2 separate regions of the Homo sapiens genome follow, and region 1 is linked to region 2. A link is a loop called in an ENCODE intact Hi-C map of the cell type or tissue named here. Cell type or tissue: transverse colon. All regions are shown on one strand. Each heading gives the region's core, and the rest is flanking DNA. Links, peaks and the distances in the headings are about the cores only.

What was found. Hi-C counts contacts between places; a loop is a spot of excess contacts. Peaks named below come from ENCODE experiments on the same cell type or tissue, not always from the same donor. Only the 100,000 strongest peaks of a DNase experiment are listed, where the experiment ranks them.
Region 1: it touches region 2 in a loop (8-fold over the local background); 1 of 110 quality-filtered maps calls a loop at or near these places.

Annotation. Positions count from the first base shown.
Region 1 is chr4:10,087,706-10,095,488 of GRCh38, forward strand. It overlaps WDR1 (WD repeat domain 1), which reads right to left. Exons shown (of 15, transcript NM_017491.5): 6 at 959-1,036; 7 at 588-668; 8 at 2-235. Among named protein-coding and RNA genes, the nearest start is that of MIR3138, 13 kb to the left of the region's middle. RefSeq lists enhancers at 3,490-4,260, 6,575-7,345. In transverse colon, for the core only: a CTCF peak has its summit at 1,927 (motif pointing right); a DNase peak (open chromatin) is centred at 1,916; H3K27ac peaks cover 3,241 bases.
Region 2 is chr4:9,894,034-9,905,172 of GRCh38, forward strand. All of the region lies in intron 8 of SLC2A9 (solute carrier family 2 member 9), which reads right to left. Among named protein-coding and RNA genes, the nearest start is that of SLC2A9-AS1, 89 kb to the right of the region's middle. In transverse colon, for the core only: a CTCF peak has its summit at 4,823; a DNase peak (open chromatin) is centred at 4,781.

The DNA.
Region 1 (7,783 bases), core at 1-5,000, 190 kb after region 2:
CCTTGATGACGTGCAGGGGCTTGCTGGGGTTGTTTCTGTCCAGATAGTTGATGTACCCGGACAGGGAGACACTGAGCAGGTGGTCCTTCTGCCATAGGCAGCCCAGCTGCTGGTCCAGAACCGTGGAGCCCATGGGAAATGTGCTGACCACGGAGTTCACGCTGACGTCCCAAATCTTGGAAGTTTTGTCCCCAGAAGCAGAAAGCAAATGGGTGCTGTCGGGACTCCAACTAATCTATTCAGAAAAAAGCAGTGTGTCATGTGCCAGAGGACTACAGACTGGAGAGAGACCCCAAAAAGCAGCTTGTCCACTGCGACTGTTTGAGTAGGACAGAAGGAGCCCAGAGAGAGGGTGGGACATGAGTGAGGCCAAGGACAACACCCGCCTCCAGGTCTCCCGTTCCAGCCACTACCTTCTCCCATCACCTTATTGCGACCTTAAAGCTTTTCTGGGCAGATATAAAACCGCCCCGACTTATAGCCCCTCATTTCAAGTTTTTGTCTAACTCCGGAGTGAGTGTGGATGGACTGACACGTGGACTCGGCCAAATTCCCACCACTAGGCCGGGAAACACGCTCATACTCACTGCGTAAATCCCACCGTCGTGGGCCTTGCTTCCGCCCAGCGCGCACACCTTCTCCCCAGTCTTCCCGTCATAGATGTATATCTTCCAAGAAATAAAAACATGTGGGTCATGTGTGTGTGAACACCCTCTGGAGTAAGCAGTTTCTCCATGGACTGTGGCTGTAGAAAACCGGGGCTCACAGACTAAGCTCCCAGTGTGGTTTAAAAGCAGACATGCATTTACTGGGCTCTGACGACGAGTCTGCAGATGTGGGGAGGGCGATGTCTAAGTTCTGCATGTCAGGACTAGCATTAGGCAGCCTGCGGCTCTGAGCAGTCACGGGAGCAGGCAGACAAGCCATTCCCCACCCCAAAACCCATCCCAGTTCTTACCTGGCCGTCAGCACTGGCTGTGGCAAATCTGTTCCCATCAGGAGAGAATCGCACACAGTTGACAAAGCGGCTGTGGTCCTGCAGGAAAACAATTACCTGCCTGATGAGGGGCCGCAGGCCTGACTCTAGGTTCAAGAATGCTCTCTATGAAACACAGCTTGCAGCTCCAGCTGTTCATCAGTGTGAACTGTTAGTCCACTGGAAAATTTCAGAGCTTAAAAAAACATCCTGGGCAGTCCCTTAGTGGAGGGGCAGGAGTCTGCTCCAGCCTGCCTGCCATGCTGACCGCTCTACCTGCTGGGAAAGCTGATTAGCCCGAGCGAAGGCAGACCACCTCCAGTTATGCCCCCCCCAGTGAGGTGCCCCCAGCAGCTGCCCTCTTCCCTCTGGGCTCTGAAAGAGCTCAAGCCCCAATCCTTAAGCTTCACGATGGCTGAGACCAGGAGGCCTCTTCCTGGAGGCACCAGCCCTGTCTGGCTCTGTTGCCCAGGCTGGAGTGCAGTGGCACAATCTCTGCTCACTACAAGCTCCGCCTCCCGGGTTCACGCCATTCTCCTGCCTCAGCCTCCCGAGTAGCTGGGACGACAGGTGCCCGCCACCACGCCTGGCTAATTTCTGTATTTTTAGTAGAGATGGGGTTTCCCTTTGTTAGCCAGGATGGTCTCAGTATCCTGACCTCATGTTTCCCCGCTTTGGCCTCCCAAAGTGCTGGGATTACAGGAGTAAGTCACTGCGCCTGGCCAATAATTAACTTTTAAACAAAGTTAATGATTATGACCTTCATCAAGAACAAGAGCCTGAGCGACTAAAAGGAAATGACATGACTTCCAGGGGCGACTCTGTTACTCGAATAAGGAAATGAATGCATTCTTTCCGCAGTCAACAAGAGTTTGTATCAGAGACTGATCCTTAAATAAGCAGTTGTAAAGCTGCCAACACCTGCCCTGCCCTCTTGCTGCCCACCTGCAGGCGGCGCTAACCCGGCAAATGCACATCCAGTGCTAACAACTCTCTTGGCACAGGAAGGGCTCGCTGCTCAGCAGGTACGAACACTAACCTTCAGGAAAAGCAATTCAACCCCAAGGCGGATAAGCTGCCCCGCGCTCTAAGTAAATCACGGACTTAATTTTAAAGCATGAGCTACCTGTGTGGGGGACCTGCCTGTGTTTGATTGTGTAATGTTTTCAGTTGAATTGTGCCTCTCCAAAAGACATGCTGAAGTCCCAACCCTGGGACCCAATGAGACCTTATTCAGAAACAGGGTCTTTGCAGATGCAGTCCAGTTAAAATGAGGTCATTAGGGCAGGCTGTAAATCCAGCAGGACTTGGTGTCCTTTTAAGAGGGAAATCTGGACACAGATACAGAGTTGGGGTGAAGCTGGAGGCAGAGATGGGAGTTCTGCTCACAAAAAGTAACCCCCAGGGCTGTCAGTATCTGGGAAAGACAAGGAAGGACTCGGAGTGCGTCCCTGCCCACACCTTGACTACAGACTTCTGACTTCCAGAGAATAAATTTCCATTGTTTAAGGCACCCAATCTGTGGCTTAACAAACTTTGTTATGGCAGCTGCGGCACACTAACACATGTCATCAATGCTGCCTCTGACACTCATGTAATAACCCACCAAGGTGAGCTGTGCCCATTTCACCAATGAGGAAACATAGGCCCAGAAAGAGGAATCAGGTGCCTGGGGGTCCCAAGGGCCACACTCAAGGAAATCGATGTCCCCACAAAGTCCGTCAGAGTCAGCAGAAGATACAGACACCGTTCAGTCTGGCAATGTCCCCAGGGCAGGCAGTTCTCGTAGAGAGGCCACTCCCCGCCCCAGAAATCTCTCTAGGCCCAAGAGTGATGCGACCCCAGACCTGTGGCACAAAAGCAACCCTGGGCTTCCTGCACTTCAAAGATTAAACCATTTCCTCCAGCCAACAACCCAAACTTGCTTGCCTCAGGTAAGCCCTCCTCAGGGTGCTGCCAAGACCTGCTCACGGCTGGGGTCAGGCTGGACACAGGCCCAGCAGGCCCTGGCCCTGCACCTGAACCAGGATCTCCCACCTCATTGACCCGTGTTTTAACTTAGATGAAAGCCGGAGAAATCACACATTCTGACAAGGGGAGTCCCAGTGCTCCTCGGGAGCTACTGAGGGCGACGACAGTCACGTTTCCATCCCAGTGGATGAGCAGATTGTCCTCCCTGCCTCATTTCAGGGAGTGCTGTCATGGTGCTTGCATTCCGTTCTATGACTGAAGAGCTCGTCCTCTGTAGGTTGTGGTCACCGCCCAAGAGGACAGGGATGGAAGCACCAGGCTGGCTCAGTCTGAACTTGGGCTCAGGTCTGTGATCAGCTCATGAGCGATGGGGCTGGCGAGCCCTTTGCCTGCCCCCCGCACCTGGGTGCTGCAAGGCTTGGCCAGGCAAGGCAGTGCCAAACTACAAGGCGTGCAGTACCCAGGCGGGCCCAGGGCTCACTAGGAGATGGAACGGGGAACACAGGACTGGACGGTCGTCTCTGGCTATGGTGCTAGAGGTCACCCTTCCTTGTGTTTAAGCGCAGTTCTGCATCTTGCTTCTTTAGTTCCTTTTGTACCTTTTTCACTAGTTCTAAGGCTGGTCTTCTTTGCTTAAATGGTCTGTGTTCTAAGTTTTCTAGCACTTCTAGGTATGTGAAGTTGGGGAAAGCAGTTTCCCCAGAAGGCCCGATCCACTCAGCTGCTGAGAGTGAAAACCAACTTTCCAGATGGGGCTCCAGGGCCCTCCAGAGACGCTTTACCCCCCGAGGGGCCATGGAGAGCCTGCGGGCAAATTCTTCACAGGAGAACACCAGGCCTGGAGCAGCGGGTAACTCAAAGCCACATCACCTGCACGAATCTGGTCTCCAGTTTCCTGTCCAGAGCTCTCGTCTCAGCTGCGCTGGCTCCTGGGCCTTGGGCAGCTGCTCAGCAAGCCTGGGGGTGCTCCAGCCCAGAGTCATCCCAGAGGTCAGATCCCTAACTCCGCAGGCCCATTTGCATCCCCCCTTCTGCTGTTACCCACCATGAGGGAGCCGTCATGCACTGAGGGCCTGTTCCCGTCGGGGTTAGCCGATGGGGTCCACCTCCTATCTGTGTCAACATGGCCCACGGTCCCTTGTCCATGTCAGTCCATAGGGTCCACATTCCCTGTGTCAAAGGGCCTCACAGGGCAGTTCCCGAGAGAGCTGCAGGAAGGAGCCGGCTGCAGTGAAGGCAGTGGTGGGAGGGCCTGAGGCAAAGCACTTCTAGACCCCCTGTTGGGCGGGGGGTGGACAGGGGTGTATGCACCACTACTCCTTCCAGATGAGGCCACACAACCTTGACCATGACATAACCACAGCTCGAATCCTAGACCTCTGACCAGCACATCGAGTTCTCTCGCTGCCGAACTCCGCTTCCTTGGCCAGCACAGCCTCGCCTTGCCGCTGACTTCGCACTGGCTCCTCCAAGCCAGCCTGAGCTTCCTTGAAGTGCAGTGGGCCAGGGAGATGGCTGGGCCTGGCTGACCCCTGGGTCCTTCTGACGAATGAGTTAAGAACTAAGAGAAAAGAGCTCACCCCAAATGCCCGAATCACCCAAGCCCAGATGAGTGGGTGGGACAGTGGACGCTGATGGCTCTTGCTACAAAATGGAGGAAACTAATCAGCCACTGTTCAATTCCAACCTGTCACAAGTGCCCATTTCAGTGGCTCCCTGAGGTCAAAACATGGACATTCCTACTCCAGTTCCAGGTCCCAGAAGCGAGGACATTCCTGCTCGCGCAAACCCCAGGACCCCAAATCCAAGTCTGTGGTTCACCTCTGCCGACGCCTCCCACAGGCTCTGGCAGGGTGGTGTCATGTGTCCCTCCCTGGCCCCAGAACCCAGCAGGGGCAAGGGAGGGGCCCGGCACAGTCCAGGGACACAGATGCCCCTCGAGTAGCTCATCCCCATCACCTTTTCCTGCACCTCGAGCCAAGGAGTCCAAATGCAGACACTGATGTCTGCTCCTGAAATAGCCCCTTCAAAGAGAGAAGCCGCGAAAAGCCCATTAACCAAAAAAAGCGAGGGCTAAAAATAGCCCTTTCCACACGGAGGCCCGGCCAGTGAACAAAGAGGGAGAGGGATTGGGGAACCTCCCGGGGAGTTCAGGGGCAGCAGCTTCCTGAGGCTGCCCTCACCGGCCCCCTGCCTCTGCCCCACCCCAGCCAACCAGCGGGGCTGCAGCAGTCTCAGTCCAGCCTCATCCCTGGTGGACAACTGACGGTGTCCGGTCCACACTCCTGCCTGTCCTCCCTTGCAGCCAACACATAGCCAAGACTGACCTGTATCAACGAGCCCCCCTCCCCACAGTCCTCACTCCCTCCCACCAATATGCTCCCTCTCACCACCGAGGAAACCGAGGCTTGAAGCACTGAGGTCATAATTAAGTACCACACCCATGTCAACATCACAGAGCGACAGAGCGCTGCAGGCCCCAGCTGGCCTGTCTCCAGCACACACATGCTCACTACCTACCTAGTCAGCTCAGGAACCCTCTGGGAGCCCACCCCATTCCCCCCAGCCTCAGCTGACCCTGTACACAAGAGGACCACAAGCCCACCCTTAGGCTGTTCACATGCCTATGAGCTGGTAGAAGGGGACAGGCTCTCGGTCCCCTGTGCCCAGTCCCACCCCACACAAGCCCAGCACGGGCCTCCACGACCCTTGGTCAATGGGTGTTCCCAAAACACCTTTACACCGTGACCTGCGAGGCTGGCTCTGGACCATCCTTCAGCCCACCCATCCCCCGCAGCAAACTTCCCTGCAAAGTGCCCTGGGGCAGCCCTGCAGCCCGGTCCACTTAGTTGGGCTGAGGGGCACGAAGGAGCTACCCACCCAACTGCCTCTCCCGTCACCCGGGACGGGTCAGCTCAGTCACCATGTTCCCTGGAGAACAAGGACCATATGAAGGGACAAGAGGCTCATCCTAACTAACCGTCCTTGGGGCACCTACTGGCCATGTGACCTGGGCCAGGTCACCCTCCCTGCTGTCAGCCCCCAGTTTTCAGGAGTCAGCCATCAGCCCAGTGAAGAGCAAGGCCAGTCGACAGGAGGGGTGGCGCGTGCTGAAGACAAGGGAGGCGGTCCTGCATGCCCATCACAGGGGCATGGCCCAGGCAGCCACCATACATGCCAGAAGGGCTGAAACATCTGCTCTCTGCCCTGTCTTGAGTGAGGAAATATGAAAAAGAAAAACCACCAGAAACCTTGCCTGTTTTGAGCTCAAATTTTCCTTATCTATCAGGAAGGCAGCACTTCCGGTAACAGCCACAGCTGAGGTTTCCAGCCCTGCTTGGCTCCAGCCTCAAGTGGGAGAACTATGTGAGGTATGAGGTCCCCGCAGGGCAGAGGCAATGGAACAGAGGGAGCAGTGGCACCCCAGTGAGGGAAGCCAGAAGTCTTCCGTGCTGAACATTTTTCCACCTACAATCACAGCTTGTTAGATCTGGCAGTGAGTTCTCAGTTCTGCATCATAAGGCTGAGCCCCCAGGACGACATGCTGCTCTAAGTAACCATTTCATTAGACACAAACTATCCAGTGCACCACCAACTCCTGGGACCTAGGACATGCACACAGCTGTGAGCCACACTCCAGAGGGGGCGTGTGGTCATCCTAGACCACCAAACCAACTGCTCACCCGACCGGAGGAAGCGGATGGCCAGAGAGGCAAAGAACCTGGCCCAAGTAATGCGCATGGCGAAGGCAGACAACAGAGAGAAACTCAGTGGGGCCTTTAAACCCATCCAGGAGTACCTATCCCAGGAGCCTGCCTGGCATGAAGACATCCCCATGGGTGAGATGGGGGAAGGCAGGGAGATGGTCTCGCCACCCTCCCTTTTTCAGGCCACGGTCAGACCCTCTGAGGGGAACCTACCCCTGGGTTCGCAAAATGCCAGTGCTGGAGACCCGAGACCACGGTGCCCAGGGTCTCCTTTCAGAACCGTTCTCCTGTAACCCCGGAAGTTACTTCCGCAGGTCACCTACCGCGTCTTCAATGTCACTGGGTAGGAATGAGCCGGCACCCAGGCTTATTCCAGGCCAAATGTTCCTCCACTCCCATCTTCCTGGAGCCTCATTCAGGCAAATGAAGACCAAAGCTGGGCTACGGTCCCTCAGGACGAGGGGCACACAGGGAATGCTGCTTGCATTTCAGCTCAGGCACAGCATCATGGAGTTCTGCTTCAGCTTGTACTGAAACGCCTTCAGAACATGCCTTGTTCCTTTTCAAGGCAGCAGCTCCAACACGACCCAGCTGGTCCCTCCGCAGTCATACGCCAGTCCCTCTCCCACCTGGGTAACTAGGGAAGCACCTGCCACCCCAGCGCTGCACCCCCAAGCTCAGGGCAGCTTCCTGGTCCCGGCCACAGGGGGCCTCTGCAGGGAGTGGGTGCAGAAGGCGCAGATGAAGACAGGCCCGAGTTGCCACCACAGCTGCTCATTCTCAGGAGGCGAGGGGCGGCAGGCAAGGCCACCAAGGCCTGAGCGCTGGTGCGGAGGCAAAGGCAGCCCAGACTCAGCCGTCATGTGCTGCAGAATGAAAGATCTGGGGAAAAAAGACCACTGCTATGTGGATTTCACAGCAAGTGGAACTTAATTCCCTCTAAAATAAAAAATGCCCACATATGGTTTTAAAATCTTTTACTATAACAGGCTCAATTAATTCCTGAGAACTTCCACATCCCAGGCTTTCCGACCACATCAGAAGAGCCCACATACGGGAGGAAGCCCAGCGATGCTCAGCCCACCATGTCCTCAAAGCTGACTGTGGCTGGGCCTCATGTTAGCACTCA
Region 2 (11,139 bases), core at 2,661-7,660:
CCAAGGGGCAGTTGCAAACGTCCACACCCTTGGACTCAGTCACTCACCTTCTGGGCATTGATCCTAAGGAAATAGATGTTTGGTCAAAGATGCATGGACAACGATCTTTGTTGGTGTGTTATTTATACTACTGGGGAAATAGAAATAATCTAGAAATCCACCAACAATTAGTTAAATAAATGCTGGAATATCTAGATGGTAAATATGTAGAAATTAACATAGTTTAAAGAATTGTAAAATGGTACAGAAAAATTCTCAGGGTACAATCTTAGGCGAAAAGAGTAGGACATAAATCTGTATATACTAAAACATGTAGTTATATAATATCAATTACAATTATGTTAAGCTAATACACCCTGGAAAAATATATGCAGAAATAGTTTATAATGGCTAACTCTGGTTGGGGGAATATGTGATTATTATTTTATTTGTCTGTCAGTTTTCCTGATTTTCTCCGGAGAGTTTTGACTTAAAAACACCAAAAAGTAGATTTAGTTGAAGTGTTGGATGCAAATCTCTGTCCCCTGTATTATGTCTTTATTCTTTCCAAATCACCAAATATTTCCAATACCCATACTGGCAATTTTTCATAACTGTGTAAAATATGGTTTTGGTACAATCTAAAGATGTCACAGCTTTTCTTGTGGCTAACAGGACAGAGCCAAAAGTTAAGCTGTTGCTGAAAATGAAGGTTGTTCATAACTGGAATATGCAGGAACTCTGTCTCCTAAGCTTCTTAGGGGAGTTGGATTAGAGTATCCAGTGACCTGGTGCTGAAATGACAACAGAATGTGCCATGGAAGAGCATCACAGTTGCTGGGAGATATTATTACACTGCAATCAGCATGTGTTACATTGTCATAGGGAGATCAGCACATGTTACATTGTTATAATGAGATTAATATGTGTTATATTGTTACACTAAGCTTATCATGTGTTACATTGTTTTACGGAAATTAACATATATGTTTACTGATTTCAGTATTTTGAAGTTTTTAAAAAAGAGTTTCAAGTGCACCACCCACAATTTCAGAGTCAGAAAGTGTGCTTACAAAAGTCAGTTGAGAACCATTATCTTACACCATGATGCTGACGTTCAAATACTTTGGAAAGGGTGGGGTGAGGGACATGTGGCTTTTTGTTTCGTTTCCCTAAAGTCTCTTGATGAACCAGTAACTTGAGCCAATGAAAGGCTGAACACATTCTCCCTGATTCAGAAATGATCTTTAAAGATGGTCTAGGAAGACACCAGGGAAACAGCTTTGAAAGAGAAAGAAGGGATAAAAACAACCCTCCCATCTGACAATCAGTCTCCCGGCTCTGTTCTTCTTCCCTCCCTCCTTTAAGTCCAGTTAAAGTGCAGCCTGTTGGAAGGGATTAGAGCGAACGTGGTATTTCCACTTGACATTAAAATCATGAGTGAAGACATTAACTCAGACGAACAGCAGACTGAAGGCTACTGATGTCAGCTAGGGATGACTGTCAAAATCCTAATGCTCCCAGGAAACCCCTCTGGGGACTCTGGAGCCATGGGGTCACCCATCCACTCAGCAGCCATTCACCCAGCACCCAGTGCCCTTCCCCACAGGGCTGGGACCTCTGGTGAAATAATAATGGGAACCTTTTGTTCTGGTTAGGATTTTAAGAAGCAGCTTTATAAAGGTGTAGTTTTCATTCAGTCTAATGTACCCATTTGAATTGCACAGTCTTGTATGTTTTGACAAATGTATATACCTTATAACCACAACTACAATTAGGATATTGAACATTTCCATCACTTCCCAGAATTATCTTGTGTCTCTTCCCCCAACTCCAGGCAACCTCCGATCTGCTTTCCAGCACAAGGATTCGATTTATCATTTCATATTGCTTATTGCAGTGTTTTTGAGATTCATCCTTCTTGTAGTACATATCAACAGTTCTTTTGTATTGCTGATCAGTATTCCATTGCATGGATATACCAAAATTTGTTTCTCCATTCACCTGTTGACCCAATAGCTGTTTCCAATTTTCAGCTCTGAGAAATAAAACCATTATGATTATTGAGTCTTCATGTAGACTTGTGCATTGATTTCTCTTGGGTAAATATGTATAAGTGGAATGACTGAGTTGGATGGGTAAAACCTTTATAAGAAACTGCTAAAATGTTATCTGAAGGGGTTGTGCCATTTTATGTTCCCACCAGCAGTGGATGAGCCTTCCTGTTACTCCACATCCTTGGCAACACGTGGTATTATATCAACCATTTAAATTTTTGTCACCATTTTGGTGAACAATGGTATCTCACTGTTGGTTTTAGTTTTAATTTCCCTGGTGACAGTAACAATGTTGAAGATCTTTTCATGTGATTTTTGATGTTTTGGAACTCTTCTTTGGTAAAGCATGTGTTCATATATTTTGCTCATTTTCAAGTGGGCAGTTGGTCTTATTTTTGAGTTTTAAGAGTTCTTTATGTATTCTGAATTCACGTCCCCTCTCAAATGTGTTTTATAGGTATGTTCTCCATGTCTGTGACTTACCTTTTTATCTCCTTAACAATACCTTTTAAATAGTCACAGTTTTTAATTTTGATGAAATCCAATGTATCATTTGAAAAATGGTTTGTGATTCTGTATCTTTCCTATCCTAATGTTGCAAAACTTTCTCCTTTGCTTCTAGAAGTTTTAGAGTTTAGCTTTTATGTCTAGATACGTGGTCCATTTTGAGTTAATTTTTTGTATGGTATAATAAGGGTTGCCATTCACATTTTTCCATGTGGATATCTACTTTTTATGACACTACTTGTTGAAAAGACTATCCTTTCCTCATTGAATTACTTCAGCAACTTTTTGTTTTCTGGATTCCATTCTGTTCCATTGATCTGTGGGGCTGCCCTTATGCCAATCTCATGCTGTCTTTATTCCCATGTTTGAACATTGTTACAATCCTTGCTATGTACCAGGAATGGTTCCGGCTGCTTTATATATATTAATAACTTAACTCTGATTACATTTTCTTGGGGTAGGTGCTGTTATCATCCACTATTATATCCAGAACTTGAGGCTCAGAGAGGTTTAGCAACCTGGCTAAGGTTGCACAGTGAGTCAGAATTCAAGTCTAGGCACTCCGGCTCCAGAGTCTTGCTCTTAACCTTTGTGTTCTACTTCCTCTCCCCAGTGTTTCTGAGGCAAATACACATTCACATTTATCAAAAGAATATGCACATGCTCCCAAAGTTTTTCTCCCTTCATTTGTGTGAGCTGCCTGAGGTCACTGAGAGCCTCCAACAGCACTGGCACTGGGGCACAGAGAAGACAGAGCCAGGAGTCTCTGCCCTTGGGGAGCTTTATGGGCTGAATTGCATTCTCTCAAAAAAGGAAATATTGGAATCCTAATCTCCTATTCCCTAGAATGTGACCTTGTTTGGGAATGGGGTCTTTATTTTTAGGTGATTCAGTTAAAAAAATGTGACCTTGTTTGGGAATAGGGTCTTTATTTTTAGGTGATTCAGTTAAAATGACATCATTTGGATGGGCCTCAATCCATGATGACTGGTGTCCTTGAGCCAATGGAAAAGGGAAAGTGTGGACACGGAGACAGACACGCACACAGGCCTGTAATCCCAGCACTTTGGGAGGCCAAAATGGGTGGATTACTTGAGGTCAGGAGTTCGAGACCAGCCTGGCCAACATGATGAAACCCTGTCTCTACTAAAAAAAATACAAAAAGTAGCCAGGTGTGGTGGTGCATGCCTGTAATCGCAGCTACACGGGAGGCTGAGGCAGGAGGGAGGTTGAATCGCTGGAACTGGGATGCAAAGGTTGCAGTGAGCTGAGATTGTGCTACTGCATTCCAGCCTGGGTGACAGAGTGAGACATTCCACCTCAGAAAAACCAAAAACAAAAAAAGACATACACAGACAGAATGTCATCTGAAGATGAGGCAGGGGTTGGGATGATGCTTCTGCCAACTAAGAAACACCCAAGATCACCTGTAAGTTCCTGGAAGCTGGGAGAGAGGCACGGGACATTCTCCCTCACAGCCCTCAGGAGAAGTGAGCACTGCTGATGCTTTGCTCTCAGGCTTCTGGCCTTGAGAACTGTGATACAATAAATTCCTGTTGTTTAAGCCACGTAGTTTGTGGCACATTGTTTTGGCAGCCTGGGCAAACCAACACAAGGAGCTAACACCTGATGGAGGGCAGGGCTTGTAATGTTGCCTGCTAAATGATTGAATGTATGTAAAAAAAAGAAGGAAGGTAGTCTCCAAATATGTACAACTATTATATGACAATAAACAACATTTTAAAAAGGAAGAGCTGGAGGGCAAGAAAATATCGCCTAAAATTTAATTTATTTCAAATTTATCTCAATTAAAGCGTCCAAATTTGATGTAATGTGCTTTCATATTATTTCACATACATTACTTTATATACACTTTATTTATTGCTCATTGTCTATATTGTATTCAATGTGTATATCTCTCTATATAAACTGCATGCGGTACTCCGTGCATGGCAGGAGTTCCTGACTTTCTCAGGGACTACAGCGTCCTACATGAGTTCTTCCCTGTGCCAGGGTGAGCCTTTTGGTCGTAGAAGATGCCCCATTCTCTGTGTCCAACTCCAGGCCGGGGCCTTTTTAAATTCTTCTGATTTACATAATCCCCATCCTTGCCTGGCTTGATGCTTCTGGGTCTGTGGGCCGTGTGGACTGATTGTGCGCAGGGGCCCTAGAAGCCTACCAGGAGGAAGCCCTGTTGGTTGGGCTCTGCCTCCCTCAGGACGTCCTGTCTGACTGCTCCCTGCAGGGATCCCAGCCAAAGGCAAGAGCTCCCTCTTTAGTCAGCTGGTGTGATTTCCTCAACAGGCTTTACTAGAGCCGTACTCCGTTGAGCAACCATTAATGGTATTGAATGCATGACAACTACTATGGCCATTTCTTTAAACATGATGCATGACACACACTCTCTCTCTCCCTCCCTCCCCCTCTCTCTCTCTCTTTCTCTCTTTCAAATTTACATTTTAAAGCAACTCTATGAGGTTTCCCCTAATAACTCAGCCAAAGCGGTGCAGACAACTGAGACTCTTTCAGAGAGAAATGTAAATGCTGGGGCAAGATGTGGCCCAGATGAGGGCCACCCCGCAGGCATCCCAAACAGCTGTTTCCTAATCCTGACATGTTGGAATGGAGGAGTACCTGAGGAACCCTTGGCACATGAGCAATTGGTGACTTTCTAGTCAGAAGTTGGATTATTGTCAAAGTTTTAGCTGCAAAAGGATGGGAGAAAGGAGCAGAGAATGGTGTGATTATCACTGACGCAGCTCCCTCTGCAGAGAACAGAAGGCCAAGGTACATTACATGAAAAGCAATTTCACATTCCAGTATTACTTTTAGCTGCTGGTAATCCTGTTTTAAACATGCAAAGGCTAATCTTTACTTTCACAGATCTCTCTAAAAAGAAGCCAAGACCTTGGAAAGCTGTGGTTATTGCAAGTTAGTGAAATTTTAAAATTTATGTTCAGAGGACAGAGTGCCAGAAACAATTTTCTGCTTGGGACAGGCTCTCTCTAAGTTAAAAACGGAATATAATTCAATGAAACAAACTTTTTTGGGAATTTCTGCTTAAAAGATGAATGTGCATAAAAGGTATCGGTGTATCTGTTTGGGCCAAAGGTGTGAGAAATGAGAGTTGTGTTTTAAATAATGATCATCCCAGGGTGGCCCATGATCTCTAAGTATAACAAATTAAAATGTCTTGAGATATTTCAGCCAAAGTGCAAAACAGACATGGGTTTTCCTTCCATCCCATGCCAACTGGGATGGAAGGAAAGGCTGGCAGCAGACAGGCTTTTCCAAGTTCTCCAGTCCTGTGGACGTCTCCTCCACTTGGGTCACTTTACAAGCTTGGCTTGAGGCCGTAGCTTCTGCAGTTTCTAAGTGAAGCACTCCCCCTCATGCTCTTACTCTTCTCAAAAAAGGCAAAATGTGGTTCTCAACAGGTTTGTGAGGATACATTCATATTGTTCTTGGAAATTTGGGCAAGTAGAAAAAAAAATAGCTCTTCAAGGAGCAGAGAAAGAGACACTGGATGTCCAGATGACTTAGGAGTCAGGGCTTCCATAGCAGGAGCATCGAGTTGGCAGAGGGCAGTGGGCAGTGGGAACAGCCGCCACTTAGAACTGACACAAGGGGATGGTAAATGCTGTCTCCACCCTGCATCCCATGAGCCACATCCGCACTTTCCTTTGGTGAGTGAAGCTGGTGGGGCCGGACACAGGGGAGCCAAAGGATGTTATCAGAGGGATGGGGAGTAAATCAGGAAAATTTGGTGGGAAGTAAAGACTCAGGAGCACATCCCAAGAGTCAGAGGGTGAGCTGCAGGAACGGACTTGTGGGTATGTCCTTGGCCAAACTCAAAAATAGAGCTACTTACTTAAAAGATATTATTCAGAGCTTGGGGTGGGTGGGAGTGGAAACTGCAGGGGAATGTGCTTCCAGGGCAAAACCCCACCTTTTCTGCTTGGGGATGCTGGGGCACTGACTCTGTTTCTTCCCTTCCTCATCCCCACCCAGTCCTCACCCCATGAGGATAACCTGTCATAACCAGAAGTATTAGTTCATTCTCATGCTGCTATAAAGAACTGCCGAAGACTGGGTAGTTTACAAAGGAAAGAGGTTTAATTGACAAAGTTCCACAGGGCGGGGGAGGCCTCAGGAAACTTACAATCATGGTGGAAGGGGAAGCAAACTCATCCTTCTTCATGTGGTGGCAGGAAGGAGAATGAGTGTCCAGTGAAGGGGGAAGTCCCTTATAAAACCATCAGCTCTCATGAGAACTCACTCACTATCATGAGAACAGCATGAGGGTAACTGCTCCTATGATTCAATTACCTCCCACCGGTCCCTCCCATGACACATGGGGATTGTGGGAACTATAATTCAAGGTGAGATTTGGGTGGGGACACAGAGCCAAACCATATCAACGAGAGTCCACATTTCTCTGCCTGCTTCCTGCTCAGGCAATGGTAACACTAATGCTTTTGATCTAAGCTCTGAACATGAAAAGCCATTTAGCCTGAGTTTTAACTTCTCAGATCTGGGGATGCCACCCAGCTCAGACTGAGCTCAGGCCCCCAGGGGTTTGGGTTGGGAGCCAAGGGGAAAATCTAGCTTTGTTTCTGCTTGCTACAACCCTCATTTCTCCTAAGGTCCTGTAACATTTGTTAAATAAACTGGGGACTTGATCTAGTATTTTAGTGGAGGAAGGGTGTAGTTTCTTCTAGTCTGTGACCTATAGAAATGCCATAGAATCATTATTTATCAATGAAAAAGGAATGTCTGTCAAGGGAAATTAATTGAACTCAGTCCTTTCGAGGCCAGTTCTAGAGCACATGTCAGTGTGATGATTCACAGGGAAAACCGGCCTCTCTCCAAGCCTTGTGACAACGCTGTTTCTACCCTTGTCACCCTCTGCCATTATCTATTTTGTCTACAGCAGTCAGAGGGATTTAAAGCATGACCTGGCACTCTCCTTTTAACACCCCTGTCCACTAAAAGCCTTATAGACAGCAAAGAAAACAATCAACAGAGTGAAGAGAAAACCTACAAAATGGGAGAAAAGATTTGCAAACCATATTTGAATCCCCTCAAGCCCCATGCCCCCCCACCAGCCCCTTGGCCCCTCAAGCGGCAGCCACATCCTTGCCCCTGCCTTGGGCTGCTGCAGACATCCCTGTCACCTCTCAGATTCTTGCTGTCTGTCCTAGAGGGAGACCCATTGGCTCAAATCAACAAGCTCCCTGCCCTCTGACCTCTAGGCGGCTTCAGCAGAAATCAGAAATCAGAGGTCAGAAATCAGAAGGCAAAAGAAAGAGAATGAGGCCAGGGGTTGGTTTCTTGGTTCACTTTCTACAGAGACATTTTGCCTGGCTTTGTCCCTCTATCAAAGGTTGCAGCTCCTGATAGGTGGCGTACCCACCCTACATGCCCTCGGCTGCCCTGAATTAATCTGCCTTCGAGCTGCTCAGGTTCACTGTGTCCCTCTTTCCCAAAGGTTTTTCTTTCAGCAGCTTCTTTTGCCTGACATGCTCTTCCCAGACAGCTGGGCTCACCTGGAGCCTGACCACAATATTTAAAATGGCAACTGCCCCCGTCTCTCCATTCCCCTTTCTCTGCTCTACTGTTTTCTCATAACATCCTTCACCTTCTAAAACACTGTGTGGGGTACTCCCTTGTTACACTGTCTGTGACCCCATGAGGAGCTCTCCTTCTCCACAGCAGAGACCTTTGTCTGTTTTGTCCACTGGCACAGAGCAGGGGCCCAAGTGAGCACTTGCTGAGTGCTGGAGGAAGAAGCATCCTGGCCTTGGGCTCGTCTTCTAGTCTTTGAGAGGTAGCAGGGCAGCTTCGGCATTTTCCATGTCTGCTTCTCTTCAGGAATATTAATAACAAGAGTAACTGCGTGAGTTTCCCAGGGCTGCCGTGATAAGGTCCCACAGACAGAGCGGCTTCAGCAATAGAAACGTGTTGTCTCACAGTTCTGGAGGCTGGAAGTCCAAGATCAAAGTGTCTGCAGGGCCCTGCCTCTGGAGGCGCCAGGGAAGGGTCTGTTGCAGGGCCCTCTCCTGGCTTCTAGTGTGTTTTGGCTTTCAGCAGCACAATTCTAATTTTTAGAGGGCGTTCTGCCTGTGTGTATGCCTGCATCTAAATTTTCCCTTTTCATAAGGACAGTCGTATTGGATTAGGGGCCCACCCTATTCCAGTATAACCGTATCTTACCTTAACTAATTACAACTGCAATGATCCTATTTCCAATTCAAGTCACATTCCGAGGTACTAGGGACTTCAACACATGCATTTTGAGGAGGTGCAATTCAACCCATAACAATAGTGAACATTTATTGAGTATGTTCTCTATGCCAAGCACTGTGAATTACAGTATGATTCCCATGACAATACCTGCTGAGGCTTAGATCTGTTATTATTGCCACTTTCACTAAGAGAAAAATGGGTATCAGAGAGGTTAAGTGACTAGCTCAAGGTCACCCAGCTAGCAGCTGCGGGGCCAGTATGAAACAGAGCCCAGATGATCTATCACCCTGCTTTCTCCCTTTTACCACGTTCTGCTCTCACACGGGCTGGATCCAGTGTCCTGAGTTCCAGCAGTAAACTCTGAGGCCTTTGATTCTGAAATTGTCGAATTTATTGGGAAGCAATGGAGACTACAGGCAACAGAAACCATAAGGATTTTTTTTTTTTTTACTACAAGTCAAGAGCATATTCCATTCTTGCTAATTATGAAAATGTACTGCAGTGAATCAGAATGACTTCCTGTGAATTCTGACCCCTGATTTGTAAAAGCACAGAGTCTGTGCTTCTCAAGAGTGAGCCCTCACCCCACAAAGCTCCTGCCCCACATGGCCTGAATGACGCTCACTGGAAGTTCACTCATCAGAGAGTTAACACTGTGCCAGGCAAATCAATTTGGAAAACCAGCTGTTTCTGAAAGATGGCGATTATTTACAGTTCCCCAAGCTGATGACTGACGCCCTGAGCCAAAATTAATTGCAGATCAAATGAGCAAAGATGTCTTTCCCCTCTCAACTTTATTAGCCTCCTGAGCCATTTTAATAGACTGTCAAAATCTCATAAGAGGAATGAAAAAAATTGGAAAGTCTTTTTGGATAAGCAATCACTTCAAAGGGCTGGATGAAATATATAGACATATATTTGTGTGTTTATTACATATGTAACTGTATATATATAAATATATTTATTGCCTTCTTTTCAAATATATTTCAAGATATATAATATATTTTGTATATTATATAAATATATAAAATATATTTTATATATTATAAATTTTATATATTTATATATTTTATATCAATAAATATATAAAATATATCTACATATTTTATTTCCTTGTTTTCAAATACATAATATATAAACATTATAATATATTATGCATATTATATATATAACCTATATAAATATGATATTTTTATATATACATAACTTTGGAAAGTGCAAGGAACTTACCTTATATTGATGCTCTGTGAGGAACAGGGGAGTGGCTTTCACACACTTTGGATTTTGTTTCCATAATTCTGTCAGATGCTGTATTAGTTTCCTATTGCTGCTGTAGCGAGTTACCACAGACTCAGTGGCTTAAAACAACCCAGGTGGATTATCTTATAGTTTTGGAAATCAGAAGTCTAGAATAGATCTTGCAGTGCAAACACGATGGTGTCTGCAGGGCTGGTTCCTTCTGGAGGCTCCAGGGCAGAATCTTGCCTGCTGCAGCTTCTAGAGAACATCTGCATTCCTGGGCGTGTGACCCCTTCCTCACCTTCAAAGCTGGCAATGGCGTCACTCCTGCCTCTGCTTCCACCATCACATCTCCTTCTCTGACTCTGACCCTCCTGCCTCCCCCTTTCACTTACAAGGACCCTGTGATAATATTGGGCTCACCTGGGTAATCCAGGGTTAGCTCCCTATCTCAAGATTAGTCCCACCTGCAACATTCCTTTGTGCCATGTAAGGTAATATATTCCCAGCTTCTGGGAATCATGGTGTGGACATCTTGGGGAGCCATTGTTTTGCCTACCACAGGTGGGAATGGTTATGTCCATTTTACAGATGAGCAAATAAATTCAGATGTGTTGGGCAATGTTCCCAAGACCACTTAGCTGGTAAATGGGTGATCAGGATTTGAATTCAGAGTAGCCTCATCCTAAAGCCAAAGCTGTTTCTCCCCAGAACATTTTTCTATTCCACACTCTCAACCTCATGCTGAATTTAGTTTCATGCCTTTCCAGGAATTGGGGTCAATGCTACCATTTTAAGGACTGTTTCCAATGGACTATTCTGCATCCATCCTTGCATCTCCAGCTCTTTGAGAAGATGAAAGGGGGACAGACTACCCAATGCACTTCACTTCACCTAACTTCTGCTGGCCCTTCAGCTCTCAGGTTCCTGGTCCCTGTCTCCAGGAATCCCTCCCAGAACCCCTTATTTGAGAGGGAAGCTCGTCTCAGTGTTGCATGTGGTAATTGTTTCCAGGTTTGCTTTTCTCTCTAGATCACGGCAACGTCACCTGTGACAGCTGGCACAGTATGAGTGCACCTTAGGTGTCTGTGGAATGGATGAATGCATG